Regions from separate parts of the Homo sapiens genome. Here all the other regions are linked to region 3. A link is a contact called in ENCODE Hi-C or POLR2A ChIA-PET data. All regions are on one chromosome and are shown on one strand. Each heading gives the region's core, a stretch centred on a gene start or an enhancer-like site at or near the end of the contact. The rest is flanking DNA. Distances are from core to core; before and after follow the strand shown.

Evidence for each region. A loop is a pair of places that touch in the nucleus more often than their neighbours do. ChIA-PET counts read pairs that join two places held with the same protein, here RNA polymerase II (POLR2A). Pooled maps may share reads with other maps.
Region 1: a loop to region 3 is called in a pooled map, with 2.9 times the contacts of the local background. The contact joins two enhancer-like sites. A Hi-C loop is called at or near these places in 5 of 37 single-sample maps with no recorded cell type and 5 of 50 pooled maps. POLR2A ChIA-PET finds 5 or more read pairs at or near these places in 1 of 52 experiments (HEK293).
Region 2: a map of PC-3 shows a loop between it and region 3 (2.6-fold over the local background). The contact joins two enhancer-like sites. A Hi-C loop is called at or near these places in 1 of 168 maps with a recorded cell type or tissue (PC-3), 1 of 37 single-sample maps with no recorded cell type and 8 of 50 pooled maps. POLR2A ChIA-PET finds 5 or more read pairs at or near these places in 4 of 52 experiments (CD4-positive, alpha-beta T cell, WTC11, activated CD4-positive, alpha-beta T cell and 1 more).

The regions. Positions count from the first base shown.
Region 1 is chr7:67,161,707-67,164,873 of GRCh38, reverse strand. The region is part of intron 13 of TYW1 (tRNA-yW synthesizing protein 1 homolog); the gene reads right to left. Among named protein-coding and RNA genes, the nearest start is that of MIR4650-1, 49 kb to the right of the region's middle. Within about 2 kb of position 1,438, at least 3 of the 41 ENCODE cell types and tissues checked have a DNase peak (open chromatin) inside an H3K27ac peak, as active enhancers do.
Region 2 is chr7:67,127,651-67,130,836 of GRCh38, reverse strand. The region is part of intron 13 of TYW1 (tRNA-yW synthesizing protein 1 homolog); the gene reads right to left. LOC124901664 (a long non-coding RNA gene) reads left to right here. Exons shown (of 2, transcript XR_007060370.1): 1 at 1-3,186. Among named protein-coding and RNA genes, the nearest start is that of MIR4650-1, 15 kb to the right of the region's middle. Within about 2 kb of position 1,541, at least 17 of the 41 ENCODE cell types and tissues checked have a DNase peak (open chromatin) inside an H3K27ac peak, as active enhancers do.
Region 3 is chr7:67,040,862-67,044,532 of GRCh38, reverse strand. All of the region lies in intron 7 of TYW1 (tRNA-yW synthesizing protein 1 homolog), which reads right to left. Among named protein-coding and RNA genes, the nearest start is that of TYW1, 46 kb to the right of the region's middle. Within about 2 kb of position 1,337, at least 13 of the 41 ENCODE cell types and tissues checked have a DNase peak (open chromatin) inside an H3K27ac peak, as active enhancers do.

The DNA of each region.
Region 1 (3,167 bases), core at 189-2,688, 120 kb before region 3:
CAAGATGATGACAAGATGTTCAATCCCAAGGAATGGCTAGATGATTTATGATATCACCCTTTAGCTAACACTAAAGATGTTATTTCAGAACAATGGTCACGAACCCCAACATATCTGAGGAACATCCTCCTAACAATAGCAGGGTCAATCTAGATGTGACTCTCAGAAAGAGAGGGAGACTTATTTTTTGTACCTCGTTCCCATTGAGAATAACTGTTTTAGAGGAGTATTTGTTGACAAGGGGTAACTTTTTTTTTTTTTTTTTGAGACAGTTTTGCTCTGTTGCCCAGGCTGGAATGCAATAGTGCCATCATAGCTCACTGCAGCCTTGACTTCCCAAGCTCAAACCATCCTCCCACCTCAGCCTCCTGAGTAGCTGGAACTACAGGCACATGCCATCACATCCAGCCAATTTTTTTTGTATTTTTTAGTAGAGATGTTTCGCTATGTTGCCCAGGCTTGTCTCGAACTCCTGACCTCAAGTGATCCACCCACCTCGGCCTCCCAAAATGCTGGGATTACAGGCATTAGCTATAACACCTGGCTGCAAGGGGTAATTTTTATGTTACAATGATGAATTTTTTAAAAGCTGAAAACAAACTTATACATGCAGCATGGCATTAACAATATAAATATATCTACACCAAAAAAATTTAAATGAATTTTTTAAAAGCTGAAAACAAACTTATAAACGCAGCATGGCATTAATAATATAAATCTATCTACACCAAAAAAATTAAGGTTTAGAAGGAAATACAACAAAAGTTTTGGGATCAGAAAACACGTATACATACACACTTTTTAATAGTATTGATACTTAAGATGAGATTGGTTGGGTTTAACAGTCTCTTGATATGCCTGATCTCCGCTATCCATTACAGTAGATACTTAAAACTCTCCTGCTCTGCCAGGCGTGGTGGTTTACGCTTGTAATCCCAGCACTTTGGGGGACCAAGGTGGGCGGATCATCTGAGGTCAGGAGTTCGAGACCAGCCTGGCCAACATGGTGAAACCCCATCTCTACTAAAAATACAAAAATTAGCTGGACGTGGTAGCGCATGCCTGTAAACTCAGCTACTCAGAAGGCTGAGGCATGAGAATCACTTGAACCCAGGAGGCGGAGGTTGCAGAGAGCTGAGATCACACCACTGCACTCCAGCCTGAGCGACAGAGCAAGACTCTGTCTCAGAAAAAAAAAAAAAAAATTCTCCTGCTTAAAGATCAGAAATTTGGCAGAGAGTAGAAAAGACATGCCTTGAGTTCAGTAGAACCTAAGAAGATCATGCACATCAACTGAATCGTAGGACAGTGTGGCCAGAGCCTGAAGAGTCATGTACTCTACAGGTTACTTACAACAGGAAACAGAAAAACAGAGCTTGACATCCACCCGGCAACTTGGTTAGTGTGCAGGAAGATATCATCTGTGTGAAGGAGTAAGCGGAGGGTGAAACCACAAGAAGAGATGAGCGCAAGAAAGCTGAGAGGTGCAAGATGCACACAGAAGAGGCTCGGAGCACTGGCAGCAGAATGTGAAAAAGAGGGACTGTAAGCAAAGTAACCATGTAATGGCAGAAATAAAATTCCCACTGGAATTTTAGTGTAAATACTACTGTGGTATTTACACTTTGGGAAAATCAAATGAGTAGTATGGAGCAATGTTTCCTCATCCTTTGGAGGTTGGGAGAAATTAGATGAGGGTGCTTACTGACATTTTGAACAAGACAGTCCATAGTATGAAAATGATATGTGCCCTGAGAAGCAGAATGCGGAAATTTACAACATGGGAATTGTATGGAAAAGGACAAAGAAATGAGAATATTCAAAGAACGAATGACTAGTAAGGAATACAAAATGTAAACAGCTGAAGACAAAATAGCTGAAAGAGAATAAATAAGTGGTAAGGTTTCTAGAGAAAGAAAGATGCAACTATAAAATCCTAAGGGCTACTCTATATACTTTCCATCTGGGAGAAGAGCTTTCTAAAAAATCTAAAACCACCACCACAAGATGAACAAGAGAGGTGCCCTATCTACAGAATAGTAAACAGAAATAAGAGAAACAATGTCATAAAAATCAATCAGCAGAAGATCATGTTATTGCCTAAACCAGGATGTCATCTCAGACTCCCATGACTTCAAGCAACGTACTGACTTGGATGTCCGAGGATATTGACAAAAGTAAAATCTCTGGCAATGTTCCTGCACACAAAATCTATCCATCACTCCTGCATCAAATACAAATGAATAGAAATAACTGGACTCCATGTGTGCAGAAGACAGGGTATGAGAAGGATATTTAAGACAGCCAAATTATGCTTCACAAAACGACTGAGACAAAGTAAATTTTAAAGGAATATAGGGCAGCCCCAAACTATACATCTCTAAAATCAATATGCCTTAGAGCAGGTCTATTTCTCCAGAAATATTACTTGTACCAATCTACAAGTTCCCAAAGTCCCAAATATTATAGCAAATACTCCCTCCCTGGAAAATTAATCATTCAAATGCAAAAACTCTATAGTCCAGGGATGTTCAGAATTTTTTTTTTTTTTTTTTTTTTTGAGACAGAGTCTTGCTCTGTCACCCAGGCTGGAGTGCAGTGGTGCAATCTTGGCTCAGTGCAAGCTCTGCCTCCCGGGTTCACGCCATTCTCCTGCCTCAGCCTCCTGAGTAGCTGGGACTACAGGCACCCGCCACCACGCCCGGCCAATTTTTTTGTTTTTTTGTTTTTTTTGTATTTTTAATAGAGACAGGGTTTCACCGTGTTAGCCAGAATGGTCTCGATCTCCTGAACTTGTGATCCGCCCAACTTGGCCTCCCAAAGTGCTGGGATTACAGGCGTGAGCCACTGCGCCCGGTCCAGAATGTTTTTAACCCATCAATTAACCTCCCTGTGCCGAAGCTTGGTCTTGCAAAACAACAAAAACAAAAACCAGACTCTTTAGAAGGTGACTCAGTCCGTGAAGTAAGCCTATAAAGTTTCCTCCCTGGAAAGCTTATTAGTGACAAGATATGCCTGGGGGTACAGCAGTCTACTTTATGTCTGACACATAAGAACGTGAATCTGGAATGATAGGAAGATGAGCCCAGAAAGAAGAGTAGACCACACTTATTATACTAACATTAGGATGCCAAAAATTAAGCCTTCCATGCAAAATCCTTCTTTAT
Region 2 (3,186 bases), core at 292-2,791, 86 kb before region 3:
AGTGCCAAATGCAGACTGTGGGAGGGGAGGGAAGGAGTTAGGGAAGGCTGCCAAAGACAAGACTTGTGAGGTTATTTGTTAAATCCATATTAAAAAATATTATTCAGACAGTAAGAAGAGTGTTGGAGTGTTATATTTACTTCATTTTTGTATTTTGCATTTTTTTTTTTTTGAGTTAAGAGTCTCGCTCTGTCGCCCAGGCTGGAGTGCAGGGGCATGATCCCCACTCACTGCAAGCTCTACCTCCCAGGTTCACATCATTCTCCTGCCTCAGCCTCCCGAGTAGCTGGGACCCACCACCATGCTCAGCTAATTTTTTGTATTTTTAGTAGAGACGGGGTTTCACCATGTTAGCCAGGATGGTCTCGACCTCCTGAACTCGTGATCCACCCACCTCAGTCTCCCAAAGTGCTGGGATTCCAGATGTGAGCCACCGCACCCAGCCATCTGTTTGTTTTTTGAGATGGAGTCTCTGTTTCCCAAGCTGAAGTGCAGTGACACAATCTCGGCTCACTGCAACCTCCGCCTCCCGGGTTCAGGTGATTCTCCTGCCTCAGCCTCCCGAGTAGCTGGGATTACAGGTACCCACCACCACACCCAACTGATTTTTGTATTTGTAGTAGAGATGGGGTTTCACTGTGTTTGCCAGGCTGGTCTCAAACTCCTGACCTCAGGTGATCCACCCACCTCAGCCTCCCAAAGTGCTGGGATTAGAGGCATGAGCCACCACGCACGGCCTATAATTACTTCTATAGAAAGATATGACACTCTGTTAACAAAAAAAAAAAAGTAGAAATCAACACACAGAGTATCTTCTGGGAATGGAACAGCACATATATCAAGTTTCAATACGTAGTAATGATAGCTTATCAAATCTGTACTTTAAAGATGGTTCATCAATAAATGGTACTTGGGAACGACATAAAAATGAATGCTAAGTTATATCCCAACTGGATTAAAGAGTTGAGATTTAAACAACTGGGCTAGGAAAGAACCAGAAAATATACATAAGTATTTTTATATCCTAAGGGTCTAAGCATGACACTAAAAGGAGAATTCACAAAGACAAAAATTACTAGGTCTTAAAGAAAAAAGCTGTGAGACTTATACTATCAGATTTTAAAACTTAAAATTAACCCCTACGAGCCTTCTAGTTTCCAATGCAGCAAGAAAGTTGCTTGGACGTCATCACTGTGTCTTAACAAGTAAAAAGCTGAACAAATTGAAAAATCAACAACTGTTCTTAGATCCATCAGAGAAGTGAGGTCACAGGGCAAACCTGCTGTCCCCATAATTGGAGGGAAAAACAGGCAGGCACAGAGAATCACAACTTAACAGGAGCAGAAACCTCCACAGAGACCAGCGCTAACACAGGGAAACTGAACTGTAATTGACAAAGTGCTGGAGGCTCAGTGTGGACAAGTCTGACACATAAAAATTCCAGACAGACCCAGTCATTAGGGGCCCTACACTTTTGTGAGTTTTACCTACTGGAGCTCTGCCAGATTCTCACAGTAAGTATACAGGGGGAAATCCCTTGTGCTTCCGGTAAGGGGAGGGAAACAGGAACCATTTGACATGTGTCAGAGCATTCTGTTGATAACAAGGTCTGCTCCCAGGAGAAACGATTTAACCAGAACCTAACTTGCTTGGTTTTATCAGAGCCTAACTAACCAAGTGGAAGAGAAATACCCAACTCCAGCCAGCACCGGCCTTCCATGTAAGAAAAGGGAAATAGCCAACTGCAGCACACTCTAGCCAACCTGTCCCAAGGGGGAAGAAAAAACTGAGAAGTATTTGTGAAGTTCACAGTCCAGGGGTACAGCCTCACTAAAAGACTGAGACCTAGACTGGGCGCGGTGGCTCACACCTGTAATCCCAGCACTTTGGGAGGCCAAGGCAGGTGGATCATTTGAGGTTAGGAGTTCAAGACTAGCCTGCCCAACATGGTAAAACCCCGTATCTAGTAAAAATACAAAAATTAGTGGAGCATGGTGGCGGGTGCCTGTAATCCTAGCTACTTGGAAGGCTGAGGCAGGAGAATTGCTTGAACCTGGGAGGCAGAAGTTGCAGTGAGCCAAGATCGTGCCACTGCACTCCAGCCTGTGACAGAGCAAGACTCCGTCTCAAAAAAAAAAAAAAAAAACACTGAGACCTAATCATAAGACTACAGAATGCTTCCCCTCCCCATACACCATACCATCACATTATTAAAGGTCTAGTGAGAGCAGTTCCTTTTACCCAGGATATCACGTTCAGTGACAAGAAGTTACAAGGCACACTAAAAGGCAAAAAGCAAAGTTTAAAGAGATAGCACAAGGATCCAAACCAGGCTCTGACACGGCAGGGATGTTGGGATAACCCGACCAGATGCAAAGGGCTCCAGTGGATAAAGTACACAGCACACAAGAACAGATAGACAATGTAAACAGAGATCGAAATCCTAAGAAAGAACAAAATCGAAATGCTGGAGCTCTAAAACACTCTAACTTTGGAAATGAAGAATGGCCTTGAGACTGGATATGGCTGATGAAGGAATCTCTGAGTTTAAGGATTCTCAACAGAAACCTCTAAAACTGAAAAGCAAAATGAAAAAAGACTGAAATAAACCAGAATGGAATATTCAGGAGCTGTGGGATAACTATAAAGGGTGTAATGTATGTGTAACAGGAATACCAAGAGGAAAAGAAAGAGAGAAAAGAACAAAAGTAGTATTTGAACGAATAATCACTCAGGATTTCCCCATGTTAATGTCAGGCCCCAAACCACAGTCAGGAGGCTCCCAGAACACCAAGTAGGATAAATGTCAGAAAAACTATAGATAAGCATGTAAGTTTCAAACCACAGAAAATCAAATATTTAACAAAATCCAGAAAGAAGACAGAGGGAAAAAAGCCTTACCTATAGAAAAGGAAAGAATGATTTCAACTTCTACCCAGAAAGCATGCAAGCAAGGAGACGGCAGGGTGAAATATTTAAGCCCTGAAAGAAAAAATCACCACCTAGAATCTGCACCCTATGAAAATGTCCTTCAACACTAAGGGAGAAATACTTTTTCAGACAACTGGAATCTGGGGGAATTTGTTGCCAGTAGATCTTCCTTGAAAGAAATGTTAAAAGAAGTTCTTCAGAGAAAAGGAAAATGATACAGGTCAGAAACTCAGATCTAAGAAAAGAAAGGAAGAA
Region 3 (3,671 bases), core at 88-2,587:
TTCAGTAAATGTTGGTTGAATAAATGAAGAAATGCCTCAAAACTATCAGACAGCTATTTCCAGACCCGGAAACTTAGACCATACTTCTTTTAGTAACTAATTCTAAGCCTGGTAACTTTCAATATTAAAAACTCAGGTCGGACGTGGTGGCTCACACCTGTAATCCCAGCACTTTGGGAGGCTGAGGCGGGCAGATCACTTGAGGTCAGGAGTTCTAGAACAGCCTGGCCAACATGATGAAACCCATCTCTTCTGAAAATACAAAAATTAGCCAGGCGTGGTGGCATGCGCTTGTGGTCGCAGCTATTCAGGAGGCTGAGGCAGAAGAATCACTTGCACCTAGCAGGCAGAGGTTGCAATGAGCCAAGATCACACCTGGGCAACAAAGCAAGACTTCATCTCAAAAAAAAAAAAAAAAAAACTCTTATTCATGCTTAATTATACATGAAGTAGAGTTTTAATATTAATCTAAACTAATAAAAATTATATCACTGAAAAGGAATCACAGTAAAAAATTAAATTATTAATATTTAATAACTTTTGCTGCAATTTAACCCCACATTTAGATTCCTATTTCTTTAATAAATGAATCTCCAAGATATCACTCACTAGTCATGGTTCAGTTTTAAAATGACCAATTTTCACCATTACGCAAAGCTTTTGTATATACTGAGTTCTAAAAATGCCTTTTGAACTGGTGGAAAAGCAGCGTGCCCAAGCGTGTCAAGAGCTTTACTCTGACACCGTAATTCTATTTTGGATAACCTACCTTAACAAGATAACATGGGGACTCATTGCTAAGTGCTCCTAGCTACAGAGACCATGGTGAGTCAAGATGGTTTAAGGGCAGTGTATTGGGGTTGAAAGGATATCACCTCTTGTTTCTAGGTGAAGTAAACACTCCAAAGCCTTAAAAATAATTCTGAAACTAGCTTCCTGTTATTCCACTGCAATACCAACAGAAATTTATAATCAGAACTGGACATACTGAGATCCTTCTGCAATTTAAATAGCTGGCAAATGGAAATGTTTCTCCAGTGAGTAACTGTCAAGCATTTGCCATTTATTTCCAAAATTAATGATGCTGATGTTAGTGTTTGTCTGCTTAGCCAGAACATTGCTGTGGGGATTATTTAGCAACATTTATTTACTGCAGGAAAAAAAAAAAAAAAAGTAGCAATGGGCTTTACATTTACAAACCACAACATAAGAGAAAGAGAAAATAAACAATATAAAAATTATCAGGCTCCTCCTGACTCATGGTTCTCTAAACACTACAGCTTCTCTTCTGAGAACCACTCCTCCCTGGGGAAGCAGCCAAGAGGAGTGACACAGACAGATGGAGTCCAGGCTTGAGCCTGTCAACTTACCAGCCAACTGACGATGGACAAATTGCTTAAACTAAGCCTCAGTTGCTATCTGTTAAATGGTAAATTGCAGATGATAATAGTTTGATCATCTCAAGGTCACTGTGAGGATTGAGTGAGATAATCTAGTATGTATTTTGATTTCTCCTTTTTTCCTTTATTTTTTGAGACAGGGTTGTCTCAGGCTGTTGCCTAAGCTGGAGTACAGAGGCACAATCTCTGCTCACTGAAACCTCCATCTCTCAGGTTCAAGCGATTCTCCTGCCTCAGTCTCCCGAGTAGCTGGGATTACAGGCGTGTGCCACCACATCCCACTAACTTTTGTATTTTTAGTAGAAATGAGGTTTCGCCATGTTTGCCAGGCTGATCTTGAACTCCAGACCTCAGGTGATCCACCAGCCTCAGCCTCCCAAAGCTCTGGGATTACAGGCATAAGCCACTGCACCCGGCCTCCTAATATTTTAAACCTACACTGGAACTCTCCTCTCTCCCCACACCCGCTAACCCATTCTCCAATTCAATCAAATCACATTGCCTCCCACTGCCTTCAGGAGAAAGCTCAGCCCCCTCCACTGCAGGACTTGAGAAGCCTCTAGGATCCTACCCCATCTTCCTTCTCTATGTCACAGCTCCAAATATCCCTACCCCCAGTCAACTCTAGGCACACCAAACTGTTTAGGGTTCCCCAAACATGCCACCCCTAACACCCTATTCCTCCCATATCTCCATCTGTCTCCCTAACATTCCAGTGTTTCAAACTTTAGTGCTCTAGTTCTTAGAAACCACTCTCATACTTCAAATTATCTTCAGTCCTAGAAGAAGTCTTAAATAGTACTACAGAGGGAGGGAGGTAGAATACCAAGGTGGTGTTTTGGTAGGACCAAATCTATCCTATTTGAAGACATATACTTATATAAGCTAATTATTAACTATTATAGTTAATATATTCTAATTCTAATTATATTGAAATAATTAGTTAATATTATATTCTAATTCTAATTATATATTATACTAATAATATATAATTATATCAGAATAATTAGTTAAAATTATATTCTAATTCTAATTATATAATTGTTATATAATTCTAATATAATTATATAATTCTAATATAATTATATATTAATTCTAATATAATTATATAATTCTAATATAATTATACATTAATTCTAATAGAATTAGAATATAATGTTATTATATAAAAAATATATTAACTACTATACAAGAAAATACAATGCGGCTGGATTAACTTTTTCAATCTACATAAGAACTTTATAAGGCAGATACTGTTATCTCCCACATTACAAATGAGAAAACGGAAGCACAGAGGGGTAAAATAATTTGTCCAGATACACAAGCTGAGACGTATGACTCCATGAAAGTTAGTGAGTATTACTCAAAAACCAGTCTTACAATGACAGTGCTTCGACCCAACTCTTAAGCACTGGCACGTACTACTTCCCTCGACAGTAACAACTAAGGCAATTTCATGTGGTGTGTCATGGATGATCACGCGGAAAGCATTCGGGGAATGTGTGAGCCAGCCCCAAAGAAAATGCCAGAAAAAGCCAGGCTCAGTGGCTTGCACCTGTAATCCCAGCACTTCGAGAGGCTGAGGCAGGTGGATCACCTGAGGTCAGGAGTTCAAGACCAGCCTGGCCAACATGGCGAGGCACTGTCTCTACTAAAAATACAAAAATTAGCCGGGCGTGGTGGCGGGTGCTATAATCCCACCTACTGGGGAGGCTGAGGCAGAATTGCATGAACCCGGGAGGCGGGGGCTGCCATGAGATGATATTGTGCCACTGCACTCCAGCCTGGGCAACACAGCAAGACTGTCTCAAAAAAAAGAAAAGAAAAAACAAAATGCCAGAAAAAGAAAAGAAAAAGAAAAGCCAAGCAGTAAAAACCTCCAATGCCAAGTTTAGTATCCCATATCCCATAGAAATCGAAAACAAGATCTATTTGAACACCCTGCTGTAACCTAACAATCATGAAAAATGAAAACTGGTAGCTTATTTTGTGTCATACCAAAATTGGGAAAAAACACGTATTTTTCCCAAAGACCTGATGATTTTATGAGAGATTTTTATGAGAAATCTGAAATATCATAAACCAGCTGCTTAAAGCTCATAAAGCCCAAAATCATTTCATTTCAAAAAAATAATGTACATGGATGTCTGAAATCTTCATTAGTGTTTTCTCCAGTGCCCTCTAATGGCCATAAGATGAAAAAGCAAAGAAAATTACATACCCACAAATTATCCCAAACTCTTCACCCACTATAAACAAAGTTTTTAAATT